3 separate regions of the Homo sapiens genome follow, and all the other regions are linked to region 3. The links are chromatin loops, found by intact Hi-C in ENCODE. Cell type or tissue: IMR-90. All regions are shown on one strand. Region 1 has its middle 57 kb from the start of C9orf153. Region 2 overlaps DAPK1 (death associated protein kinase 1). Region 3 holds the start of LOC102724080 (a long non-coding RNA gene).

The links. A loop is a pair of places that touch in the nucleus more often than their neighbours do. Peaks named below come from ENCODE experiments on the same cell type or tissue, not always from the same donor. Only the 100,000 strongest peaks of a DNase experiment are listed, where the experiment ranks them.
Region 1: it touches region 3 in a loop (3-fold over the local background); 2 of 110 quality-filtered maps call a loop at or near these places.
Region 2: it touches region 3 in a loop (7-fold over the local background); 17 of 110 quality-filtered maps call a loop at or near these places.

The regions. Positions count from the first base shown.
Region 1 is chr9:86,200,950-86,204,949 of GRCh38, forward strand. No RefSeq gene overlaps it. Among named protein-coding and RNA genes, the nearest start is that of C9orf153, 57 kb to the right of the region's middle. RefSeq lists a silencer at 1,517-1,566. In IMR-90, a CTCF peak has its summit at 1,543 (motif pointing right); a DNase peak (open chromatin) is centred at 1,542.
Region 2 is chr9:87,661,092-87,665,091 of GRCh38, forward strand. The region is part of intron 18 of DAPK1 (death associated protein kinase 1); the gene reads left to right. Among named protein-coding and RNA genes, the nearest start is that of CTSL, 63 kb to the right of the region's middle. In IMR-90, a CTCF peak has its summit at 1,983 (motif pointing left); no DNase peak of the experiment used is centred here.
Region 3 is chr9:86,411,981-86,415,980 of GRCh38, forward strand. It overlaps LOC102724080 (a long non-coding RNA gene), which reads left to right and starts at 1,861. Exons shown (of 2, transcript XR_007061636.1): 1 at 1,861-2,590. In IMR-90, a CTCF peak has its summit at 2,482 (motif pointing right); no DNase peak of the experiment used is centred here.

The DNA.
Region 1 (4,000 bases), 210 kb before region 3:
GGTGAGAAAACTGCAATTCGATAGGGGCTATTCAGGGTCTTAGAGCTAGTTAGCAGCAAAGTAAAGACTCCTTGTTCTGAGAACAGCTTCTTTTGCCCTGGCTATAGGATACAGTCTCATTGGCTAGGTACTTTTCTTTTGAGGGCAAATAGATAAGGAACTGCCCAAAGATTTCAGACAGAGGTGACAGCCTCAGTTTTTATAATGCACAAGGACTGCCCACAAAATGACCAAAGTGATTGAGACACAATATTTTTCCCTCAAAAGCTTAAAGCCTGATGGAGGAAGCAGAATTCATACAATGTGCAAGAACTTAAATAGAAACGGCTTAGACAGGTGCGGTGGCTCACAGTTGTAATCCCAGCACTTTGGGAGGCTGAGGTGGGTGGATCACTTGAGGTCAGGAGTTCGAGACCAGCCTGGCCAATGTGGCGAAACCCCATCTCTACTAAAAAATACACAAATTAGCCGGGTGTGGTGGCAGGCACCTGTAATCCCAGGTATTCGGGAGCCTAAGGCAGGAGGATCACTTGAACCTGGAGGTTGCAGTGAGCTGAGATCGTGCCATTGAACTCCAGCCTGGGTGACAGAGCAAGACTCTGCCTCAAAAGAAAAAGAAGGAAAGAAAGAGAGAGAGAGAGAGAGAGAGAGAAAGAAGGAAAGAAAGAAAGAAAAAAGAAGGAAAGAAAGAAAAGAAAGAAATAAGAAAAAAAGAAAGGAAGAAAGAAAGAGAGAAAAAGAAAAAGAAAGAAAAAGAAAGAGAAAGAAAGAAGGAAAGAAAAGAAAGAAAAAAGAAAAAAGAAAGGAAGAAAGAAAGAGAGAAAAAGAAAAAGAAAGAAAGAAAGAAAGAAAGAGAAAGAAAGAAAAGACTTAAAGAGCTCTGGGTGCACAGAAGTGTAAGTGATTATTTGTGCCTTGGCAGGTGGGGCAAATTTGTCAGGGTAGGATTTCACAAGTGAAACCCAACCCAGATAAATTGAGGAATTCTCCCAAGGTAACTCATCAAGAAGTGTGGACACCAAGTATTTTTGCACACACAGGACAGCCTCTCTTTTTAACAAGGTGAGAGCTTGCCTGTGGCCTTATTCACGAGTCCATGAATCTCAGTAGTTTTCACTCTATGCAGCATTTTGCAAGGTGGAGTGGAAAGCATTTCACTTTGCTTTTGCTGTTTTCAAGATATGTCCCATGGCATGGCAGCCAGATAAGATACTATTGGGGTGCTTTCTCTGAGTGACCTCCCAAGCTTCCCTGGCTTGCTCACGACTTAGAGCTCCCGGTCCTGGGAGGCAGACAGTGGAAAACTCAGAAAGAGGTCAGAATTTTGGGAGCAAGATTTTTCTAGGGAAAGACGGAATCCCTTCAGAAACTACTGATGGGGTTAGGGGATGGAAACCAACAACAGTCAGTTGGTCGAGTTTATCTCCTTAGTACAGGGTGAGATGGCTAAGCTGAAGTGGGTAGTTTTGGATAGCTGGTTGAGCCGCATGCTGGGGCAGTGCCTGACTCAAATCCATGTTCTTACTATTAGCCACTAGGGGGCAATAGCATGCTGAGGATGCTACTCAACTTTGACCCTTAATATGATTAATTTTAGAGATATGTAAGCTTCAAAATCTTCAAATGTTAAAGTTAAATAAACTTTTATTCGGGGCAGAGATGTTCACAGCATCATGGATTCATTTAAAAAGCAAACTTGAGTATGTTAAAAAAAGATTCACTTTTTTTTTTTTCAAAACTGCGTTTACTTACCACTTGTTAGGGATATATAAAAATGTACAAAATAATAATATTAAAATTCTTATTAGATTAATAGCATGCGTTCTATTATGTTGTGATCACTACTCTTTGTGATCATGTATGTTCTATTATGTTGTGATCACTACTCCTTGATTTGTTGGGATTCATTTCCATATTTCTATATCACTATAAAGCAAATAAAAGAACAAGTAAAATGTGTCTATTTCAAATACCTGAATTTATTTTATGGAAAAACAGAGTGTAAACAATGCCTTTATTCCAGAACCCTTCAAAGCATTTTATTTCTCCTAACTTCTCTACTGTCCTCAGTCTCTTTGATTTTTTTCTCCTATTTGATATTATCTTAATTAAGACTCTTTGGGTGGCAAATAACAGCTACCAACTCAATCCAGCTTAAAGCAAAATAGGGGAGTTTATGATAATATTTCACATGTTGAGGCTCAGAAAACAGTACTCCAAAATGAAGGCCTCAGAAGCAAAAGTGTTTCTCCAGCCTCCTGCCCTGCTGTCTCTCGGTCCCATTCTCCCCCAGGCTAGCCATAGAAACTAGGATTCCCCTTCCCCAGGGTGAGTCAGAGAAACCAGAATCCCTTTTCCCCAAAGCCAGCCATAAACCTAAAAATATTACTCTAACCTTCCCTCTACCTTTCTGTGCAAAAACTAGCTGTGAAGAAATTATCTGACCAACGCTGTTTGACTATAAGTCATAAGACCCCCATTCCAGAGAGGGCCCTGCCCCACACCCCGAAGGAAGGAATGCTGCTCAGAAAGGCCAAGAAGAATCTAGGCAGACAGGCCTTGCAGGGTTACCCGCCTCTGTCTGTTAGCATAAAATCATATTTTGTCCAATCACATTTCTACACCGCTGTCCGTACTTTGTTGAACCCAAGCATAAAAATGGACAATTTCTCCTGTATCTTTTTTTTTCTTTTTTTGAGAAAGAGTTTCACTCTTGTTGCCCTGTTAACCAGGCTGGAGTGCAATGGCGTGATCTCAGCTCACTGCAGCCTTCATCTCCCGGGTTCAAGCGATTCTCCTGCCTTAGCTTCCCGAGTAGCTGGGATTACAGGCTCCTGCCACCATGCCTGGCTAATTTTTTGTATTTTTAGTAGGGACAGAGTTTCACCATGTTGGCCAGGCTGGTCTCGAACTCCTGACCTCAGGTGATCCACCTGCCTCGGCCTCCCAAAGTGCTGGGATTACAGGCATGAGCCACTGTGCACGGCCCTCCCCTGTATGTTTGGGTCTTCATTCTGAAGGCTCCCAAGGAATACATGTTAAATAAATTTGCATTCCTTTTCTCTAATTAATCTGCCTTTTGTGAGTTGATTCATCAGCTCTTCCTTGGCCCCTACACAGGTGTGTCTCATGGAGCTGGAAAGCAGGGCCGTAGCCAGAAAAAGCATAGATTGAGGAACTGGGAAGCTACTGAAGACCAAGTATCCATTCTCTTGGTTATTTTCTCAAGTCAGATTGTTTCTTGTCTGACCCTTCCTATGTTATTCTCTTGCTGTGAACAGTGTGTACTTCGCCTCTGTGCATCTTGTTGAAAGGGTTACCCAGAGCTCCTGGGATTGTTGGATAACATGATCATTCTGTTTTTAATTTTTTTGAGGAAACTCCATACTGTTTTCCAAAGTGGCTGTGCTAATTTACATTCCCACCAACAGTGTACAGGGGTGCATTTTATCAGCATCCTCACCGACACTTGTTATATTTTATCTTTATTATAGTATCCAGTCTAGCAGGAGCAAGGTGATATTGCATTGTGGTTTTGATTTGCATTTCCCTGATAATTAGTGATTTGGTGCAGTTTTTCATCTACCTGTTGGCCATCTCCATGTCTTCTTTTGAGAAATGTCTCATCAGGTCCCTTACCCATTTTTATTAGAACTCAGGATTAAGAAACTCACTCAAAACTGCACAACTACATGGAAACTGAACAACCTGCTCCTGAATGACTACTGGGTACATAATGAAATGAAGGCAGAAATAAAGATGTTCTTTGAAACCAGTGAGAACAAAGACACAACATACCAGAATCTCTGGGACACATTTAAAGCAGTGTGTAGAGGGAAATTTATTGCACTAAATGCCTACAAGAGAAAGCAGGAAAGATCTAAAATTAACAGCCTAACATCACAATTAAAAGAACTAGAGAAGCAAGAGCAAACACATTCAAAAGCTAGCAGAAGGCAAGAAATAACTAAGATCAGAGCAGAACTGAAGGAGATAGAAA
Region 2 (4,000 bases), 1.2 Mb after region 3:
CCTCCCAAAGTGCTGGGATTACAGGCGTGAGCCACCACGCCCAGGCTGATTTCCTTTTCTTAATGGCCAAGTAGTATTCCATTGTGTATATATACCACAATTTTTAAGTCCAGTCCTCTGTCGGTGGACACTTAGTTTGATTCCCTACCTTTGCTACTGTGAGTAGTCCTGCAGTGAACATACAAGTGCAGGTATGTTTTTGACATAATGATTTATTTTCCTTCAGGTAGATACCCAGTAGTAGGGTTGCTGGAATGAATGGGAGTTCTATTTTTAGTCATTTGAGAAGTTGCTGTGCGTAATTTCTCTATGTTTTCCATAGAGGTTGTACTAATTTACATACCCACCAACAATGTATAAAAGTTCCCCTTTCTCTGCATCCTCTCCAACATCTGTTATTTTTTGACTTTTTAATAATGGCCATTCTGATTGGTGTTAAGGTGATACTCATTGTGGTTTTAACTTGCATGTCTCTGATGATTGGTGATGTTGAACATGCTTTTCATGTTTGTGGGCTTTCTGTCTTCTTTTGAAAAATGTCTCTTCATGTCCTTAGCCCACTTTTAAGTGGGATTATTTTGGGGTTTTTGTTGTTCTTGTTGAGTTGTTTGAGTTCCTGGTACATTCTGGATGTTAGTTCCCTGTCGAATGTAGAGTTTGCGAATATTTTCTCTCATTCTGCAAGTTGTCTGTTCACTCTGTTGATTATTTCTTTTGCTGTGCAGAAGCTTTTAGTTTAAGTCCTGTTCGTCTATTTTTAGTTATGTTCCGTATGCTTTTGAGGTCTTAGTCATGAATTATTTGCCTAGACCCATGTTTAGAAAGTTTTCCCTGAGTTTTCCTTCAGTATTTTTATAATTTAAGATCTTCCATTTAAGTCTTTAATCTATCTTGAGTTGACTTCTGCAAATGGTGAGAGAGAAGGATACAGTTTCATTTTTCTGCAAATAGATATCCAACTTTCCCAACACTCTTTATTGAAAAGGGTGTCCTTTTTCCAGTGTATGTTCTTATCAGTTTTGTCAGAGAACAGTTGGCTGTAAGCATGTGGCTATATGTTTCTGGGTTCCCTATTCTGTTCTATTCCATTATCTGTTTTTATGTGGGTACCATGCTGTTTTGGTTGCTATAGCCATCTAGTGTAATTTGAAATTAGGCAATATGATGTCTCCAGCTTTGCTCTTTTTGCTTAGGATTGCTTTGGCTATTTAGGACCTTTTGTGGTTTCATATGAACTTTAGAGTTGTTATTTCTAATTCTGTGAAAAATGAGGTGAGTATTTTGATGGAGATTGCATTGAATCTGTAGATTGTTTCAGGCAGTATGGTCATTTTAACAATATTAATTCTTCCCATCCGTGAGCACAGGATGTTTTTCCATTTGTTTGTGTCATCTATAATTTGTTTCATTAGTGTTTTTTAGTTTGCCTTGTAGAGATCTTTCACCTCCTTGGTTAAATATATTCCTAGTTTTTTTTTTTTTTTTTTTTTTTTTGGTAGCTATTGTAAATGGGATTGCCTTCCTGATTTGGGGCTGGATCGTCATTGGTATATAGGAACTCTAATGATTTCTGTATGTTAATTTTGTATTCTGAAATTTTACTGAATTAATTTATTAACTCAGAATTTTTTGGTGACATCCTCAGGGTTTTCTAGATATAAAATCATATCATCAGTGAACAGGGATAATTTGACTTCCTCTTTTCCAATTTGGATGCCTCTATTCCTCTTGCCTAGTTGATCTGGCGAGGACTTCCAGTATTCTTAAATTATTGAGATTTTTCACATTCTTTGGTTTATACAAAGCTTTCCTTCTGTGCCCTCACAGCGCATCCTTACTCCCCAGGTTTCAAGCTGAGTCAAGGCCTAGGGAGGGGCCTCTGGTCTTCCTGGAAGGCCCAGCACCTACGCCTTCCTCCTACCCTCCAGAAGCAATTCCATCCTCCTCTCCTTCAGAACCACCCTTGACCACCAGCGCCCCCTGCTGCCACCTTCCCTCTCCGCTGAGTCCTCAGCCAGGGGGACCTGAACAAGTCTGCACGTCCTGTCCCCACTTTGTCCTTGCCTCCCCTACTCCTGCACCCTCCACTGTCTTGCCTTCCGTTCCACGTAACCCTCAGCAGAGTCCCCACTCACCTCCTGACAGCTTTCCTTCTAAACTGTCTTACTATAAAAGAAAGCATAGATAGAAAAAAGCACATAAACCAATATAAAGCTTAGTGGGTTTCCATAAGACAAACACCTTTGAATTCCACGCAGGTCAAGAATAGAACTTTCCCAGCCACCCCAAAGGCCCCATGAACCTGGCCCAGCTGTTGCCTCCGCTCCCGCCCACTGTGAGCCCCTCCCTGATTTGAAGCCAGCTCTTCCTTTTGCTTCCTTGTTATCTTTCCACCCAAGCCCCAGCTGCTGCCCCTAAGCCTCTTTCACTGGATATCCCCAGGACTGGGCACCCTTGGCACGCCCTGACAATCCTGCCTGGGCTGAGAAAGTCCCCGCGTCCTGCTTCTCCCTAGGCCTCTGCTTCCTGCTGGTCCATCTTCTCCCTCTCCATCCCCCTGGCCCTCTCTGGCCCCCAGACTTGCAGCTGTCCAACACTGAGGCCCATGCTCAGGTCTCTGGTCCCTGCTTGCCCCTGAGTGCCAGCCTCACACAGCACCTTCAGAGGCCCTCGGCCCCCCCACACCAGGGTCCCTCCCTCCAGTTCTGTGCTTCCTCCTCCCCAGTGTTCAGCCTCTGCAAAGGGCTTCCGCATCTGTCTGTCACTCTGCCCAGGATCATGGAAACCCTTCTTACTCTCTCCTCACCTATTTGCATCTAGCCGGCAGCCTACTAAGTCTCCTCCCACTTCTCCATGACCACGAAGCACCCGCCTCTCCAGCCCCCACCTGGTTAAGGGCGTCACCCTTAACCTTAGTCTCCTCCAGACCAGTCGGACTCTTCACCCACCCCTGCACTGTAGCCTCCTGCCCCTTGGGACCAGTCCATCCCAGCCCCACGTTTATCTTTCTAGAAATGCCAGCCACTCAGTGGGCTCCACTTTCACCTCCACCTGGGGCTCCTCTGCCTTCAGGATGTGAACTCTGCAGCCTCTGCCCAGCCTCCCCTTCCCCTCTTCTCCCCTTCAGTTGTGGCTGGGTCCTGGGAAGCCCCTGCCGGCTCCCCCATCATGGAGTTGTCACCTGCTGTTCTTTCACCCTGGAGCTCCCCTTTCCCCCTTCACCCCCTGCGCATAGTGTGCCCACAGCATCAGCACACACAGGCACACATCTCTCTGCCCACTTCTGCCCTGAGGGTACCTGATGGCGCTCTGCCTTCAGAGAGAGACTTGGAATGCCCGCTACGGGCATGTGGGCACACAGCCCATAACATTCGGGGAAGACTCCGTGGCACCCACTCCTCCTCATCCATCAACATTCACCTCCAGCCCAGGAAACCTCCTCTGTTCCAGCCTCTCCGGTGTGTGTGATTTGCCCCTGTGGGCTGGTAGTCCCTTCGCCTTCCTTGCTCTATTGGAATCGTATCCGGATTTCTCCTAGCAGGAGTGAGCCCTTGGGCAGGAATCACTGGGAATTCATTGCTGCCTCCTAAGTGGGCTCCCTGCTTCCACCCTTACCTGTCCACAGCCTGGTCCCCACGCAGCCGCCTGGTCAGACGTAAGTGAGATCTCATCCTCCTTGCTCAGATGCTCTAGCAACTTCTCATGGGAATCAGAGCCCTTCAAATGGGGGCTTCCCCAAGGATCTGCCCCTGACATTGCCTCCCTGACCCCCATCTCCTGTTCCGCCTCCTCCCGTCTCCCTCCACATCAGCCCCATGAGCTTCCTTGATGTTCTTCAAAAGTGCTGGCCATCCACCGCCCGGGGGCCTTTGCACTTGCTATTCTTGGGCCTGAGTGGCTCTTCCCCAGGTATCCATGTGATTTGGTCTCTCACCTTCTGCAGGTTTTGACTCGAGCTTCACCTTCTCAGGGAGGCCTTTCTGGACCACCCTATTTTAAA
Region 3 (4,000 bases):
GGGTGGAAGAATGGTAACATCACTGATGCTTTACAAAAAGTTTATGGAGAAAATTCTTCAAGTGATAATTTTACAAATGAATAACTTGTTTTAGGAAAGGACAGGGCCGTGTGAGGTGGCTCACGCTTATAATCCCAGCACTTTGAGAGGCCAAGGATGATTGCTTGAGGCCAAGAGTTTGAGACCAGCTTAGGCAACAAAGTGAGACCCTTTCTCTACAAAAAATAGAACATTTACCTGGGTGCGGTGGTGCATGCCTACAGTCTGAGCTACTTGGGAGGCTGAGGCAGGAGGATTGCTTAAGCCCAGGAGTTTGAGCCTGCAGAGAGTTACAATGGTGCTACTGCACTCCGACATGGGTGACAGAGTGAGACCCTGTCTCTTAAAAGGAAAAGGAAAAGAAAGGACAACATTGTTGAAGATGAAGCCTGCAGCAGCAGACTATCCACATCAATTTGCAAGGAAAAAATTTTCTTGTTCATACCCTAATCAACAATACAAACAATAGCCATCATCATAGACAAAGGAACATCATTATTAGGACTGAAAATTAACAGCACAAACAATAGCCAACATTCTCGACATTTCAACTGGTTCAGTTTACACAATTCTGACTAAAAAATTAAAGTTGAACAAGCTTCCCGCTCAATGGGTACCAAAACAGTTGTGCCTGGGTCAGCTGTGGACAAAAGCCGAGCTTTCCGTGGAAATTTTAAATACATAGGATCAAGATCCTGAAGCATTTCTTCAGACTAGTAACGGGAGATGAAACATGGCTTTACCAGTATGGTCCTGAAGACAAGGCACAATCAAAGCAATGGCTACCAAGAGGTGAACGTGGTGCAGTCAAAGCAAAAGACGATGGGTCAAGAGCTGAGGTTATGGCAACAGTTTTTTGGGATGCTCAAGGCATTTTGCTTGTTGATGTTCTGGACAATAACATCTGACTATTATGAGAGCATTTTGAGAAAGCTAGCAAAAGTTTTAGCAGAAAAACTCCTGGAAGAGCTTCACCAGAGAGTCTTTCTCTACCATGACAATGCTGCTGCTCATTCCTCTCAGCAAACAAGGTCAATCTTGCAAGAGTTTTGATGAGACATCATTAGGTGCCTATCCTCCAGTCCTGATTTGGCTCCATCTGACTTCTTTCTGTTTTCTATTCTTAAAAAAATCTTTAAAGATCACCCATTTTTCCTCAGTTAATAACATAGAAAAGACAACATGAACATGGTTAAATTCCCAGGACCCTCAGTTCTTTAGGGATGGACAAAATGGTTGGTATCATCACTTAGAAAAGTATCTTGAACTTGATGAAGCTTATGTTGGGAAATAAAGTTTATATTATTTATTTATTTATTTATTTATTTATTTATTTATTTATTTAAGACAGAGTCTGGCTCTGTCGGCCAGGCTGGAATGCAGTGGCACGATCTTGGCTCACTGCAATCTCCACCTCCTGGGCACAAATGATTCTTGTGCCTCAGCCTCCCGAGAAGCTGGGATTACAGGCACACACCACCACACCTGGCTAATTTTTGTATTTTTAGTAGAGATGGGGTTTCACCATGTTGGCCAGGCTGGTATTTTTATCTTTTAATTCTTTTTTTTTTTTTTTTTTGAGACGGAGTCTTGCTCTGTCGTTTAGGCTGGACTGCAGTGGCATGATCTTGGCTCACTGCAACATCTGCCTCCCAGGTTCAAGTGATTCTCCTACATCAGCATCCTGAGTAGCTGGGATTACAGGTGTGCACCATCATGCCTGGCTAATTTTTGTATTTTTAGTAGAGACCGGGTCTCACCTTGTTGGCCAGGCTGGTCTTGAACTCCTGACCTTAGGTAATCCTCCTGCCTTGGCCTCCCAAAGTGCTAGGATTACAGGCGTGAGTCACCGTGCCTGGCCCCCATGACCTTTTCGAAGTCCCCTAGTATGCCTTTACACCCATTTCTAGAATGATTCCCAACATTCCTTCATTTATTCCTTTATTTATTGAATAAATAATTATTAAATGCTTGTCATGTATGTTCCAGGCTTTGCTCTAGTAATTTCGGATATATCAATGAACAAAGCAGGAAAGAAAAAAAAAAAAGGCAAAATCTCTGCCTTCCGGGAGCTCACATTCCCACAGGAGTCACAGGAAACAGCCAATGACCAGTAAGCATCACAAAGAAGTCATGCCAAAGAACCAGACAAATAGCTGGAAGGAAGAGGGGAACTCCTTTGTGACGCCAAATGGGCCAAAGGGTCGCTGGGAAAACTAAGCCTTACTGTCCATCTTGCCTTCAGGATAATGTGAAATATGGCCTAATTTTTGAAGTTTTTTTCTTAGAAATTTTACTGAATCCAAAATAAAACAAGAAGATCATGGTGGATATAGCTTCCAAATTTATTCTGCAATAAAACAGGTTTGAATCTAGATATACAAGCAAATAGCAAATAATATACATTCTTTTTTGCAGAGTCCAGAATTCTCTTTTCTCAACACTAGATGGCAGTAGAGTTAAAGAAAAAAATCCCAGCAGTTCTTTGTACAGGGATTTGGTGATTTTTCCCATAAAGCTGCGATGAGGATGAACTCAGAGCAAAATCTATGTAAGTAGAAAGTTAAATTACAATAGAGGTGTGAAATGATGCTTTAACATGTCACACGCTCATTTTGGCAAAATGTGTTTGGGGCAGAACTCTCTCTCTCCCTCTCTCTGTCTTTCTCTGCCTGTGTGTCTTTACAGGGTAAGCCTAGACAGAATTAGAGAACCATTAACTCTGACTCCTAATACATGATGTTAACTTTAGGTTGGTGAAAAGTCAACTTAACTTTTTTTTTTTTGGGGACGGAGTTTCGCTCTTGTTGCCCAAGCTGGAGTGCAATGGCGCGATCTCAGCTCACTGCAACCTCTGCCTCCCGGGTTCAAGCGATTCTCCTGCCTCAGCCTCTAGAATAGCTGGGATCACAGGCGTGCACCACCAAACCTGGCTAATTTTTTGTATTTTTAGTAGAAACGGGGTTTCACCATGTTAGCCAGGCTCGTCTCAAACTCCTGATCTCAGGTAATCTGTCCACGTCAGAGTCCCCAAGTGCTGGGATTACAGGCATGAGCCACCACGCCCAGCCAAGTTAACTTAACTTTATCCTTTAAAATTGCTTCTGGGTTTGTTAACTTTTTTTGATGCCATTTAACTGGTCCGCTCAAGATTGGTTAGGTCTCAGAGGACATTTAGTGTGAAAATGGGAAACTCTGAGGAAGTCAGCTTTTCAGTGGTGTTCAAATGTTTTAGCAAGAAGTTCAAGAGTAATGTCAAGATGCTCAGAATATAACACTAACAATAATGAATGCGTGGGAGAGGGGGAGATGAAGCAACTGTATTCAGCTGCTAACATTGATGAACCTGGGCAGAGGGTGTATGGTGTTCATCCTACTATTCTCGTAACTTTTTCATAATTTTAATTTTTTTCAAAATAGAAAATAGAAACAAGTTATCACAAAATGTGTAGCTTAATGCCTACAGGTAATAGATGCATAGAAGGAATTACTATGTAGCATAATCACAACTACAGCAAATACACCGAACATATGAGTCTAAGAAGTCCTGGATGAGATGGATCTTTCTAGAAGGCCAAGTCTTGACTAGTGACTGGGCCCTGGTCTGGTATTCATTCGTTCCATCATCCAAGTGATATTTATGGAAAAACTACTAAGTGTGAGACTATGAATAGGGGTTACTGCAGTGAACATCGTAGACAAAGTCTCTGCTCTCCTAAAGCTCACATGCAACTGGAAAGACAGAAAAAGGCAAATAGGCATTTAATAGATTGGGTGGTGATAAGTACTAGAAAGAAAACAGAAGCAGGAAGTTAAGATAGAGAGTGACAGGGTATTACTTTTACTTTAAATAGGGCGGTCAAGGTAGGACAGCCTCTCTGAGGAGGGGACATGGGAGCAGAGCCCTGAGAAGTGAGGTGTGTGGACTTTGTTCATATCTGGGAAGGATGTTCCAGGCAGA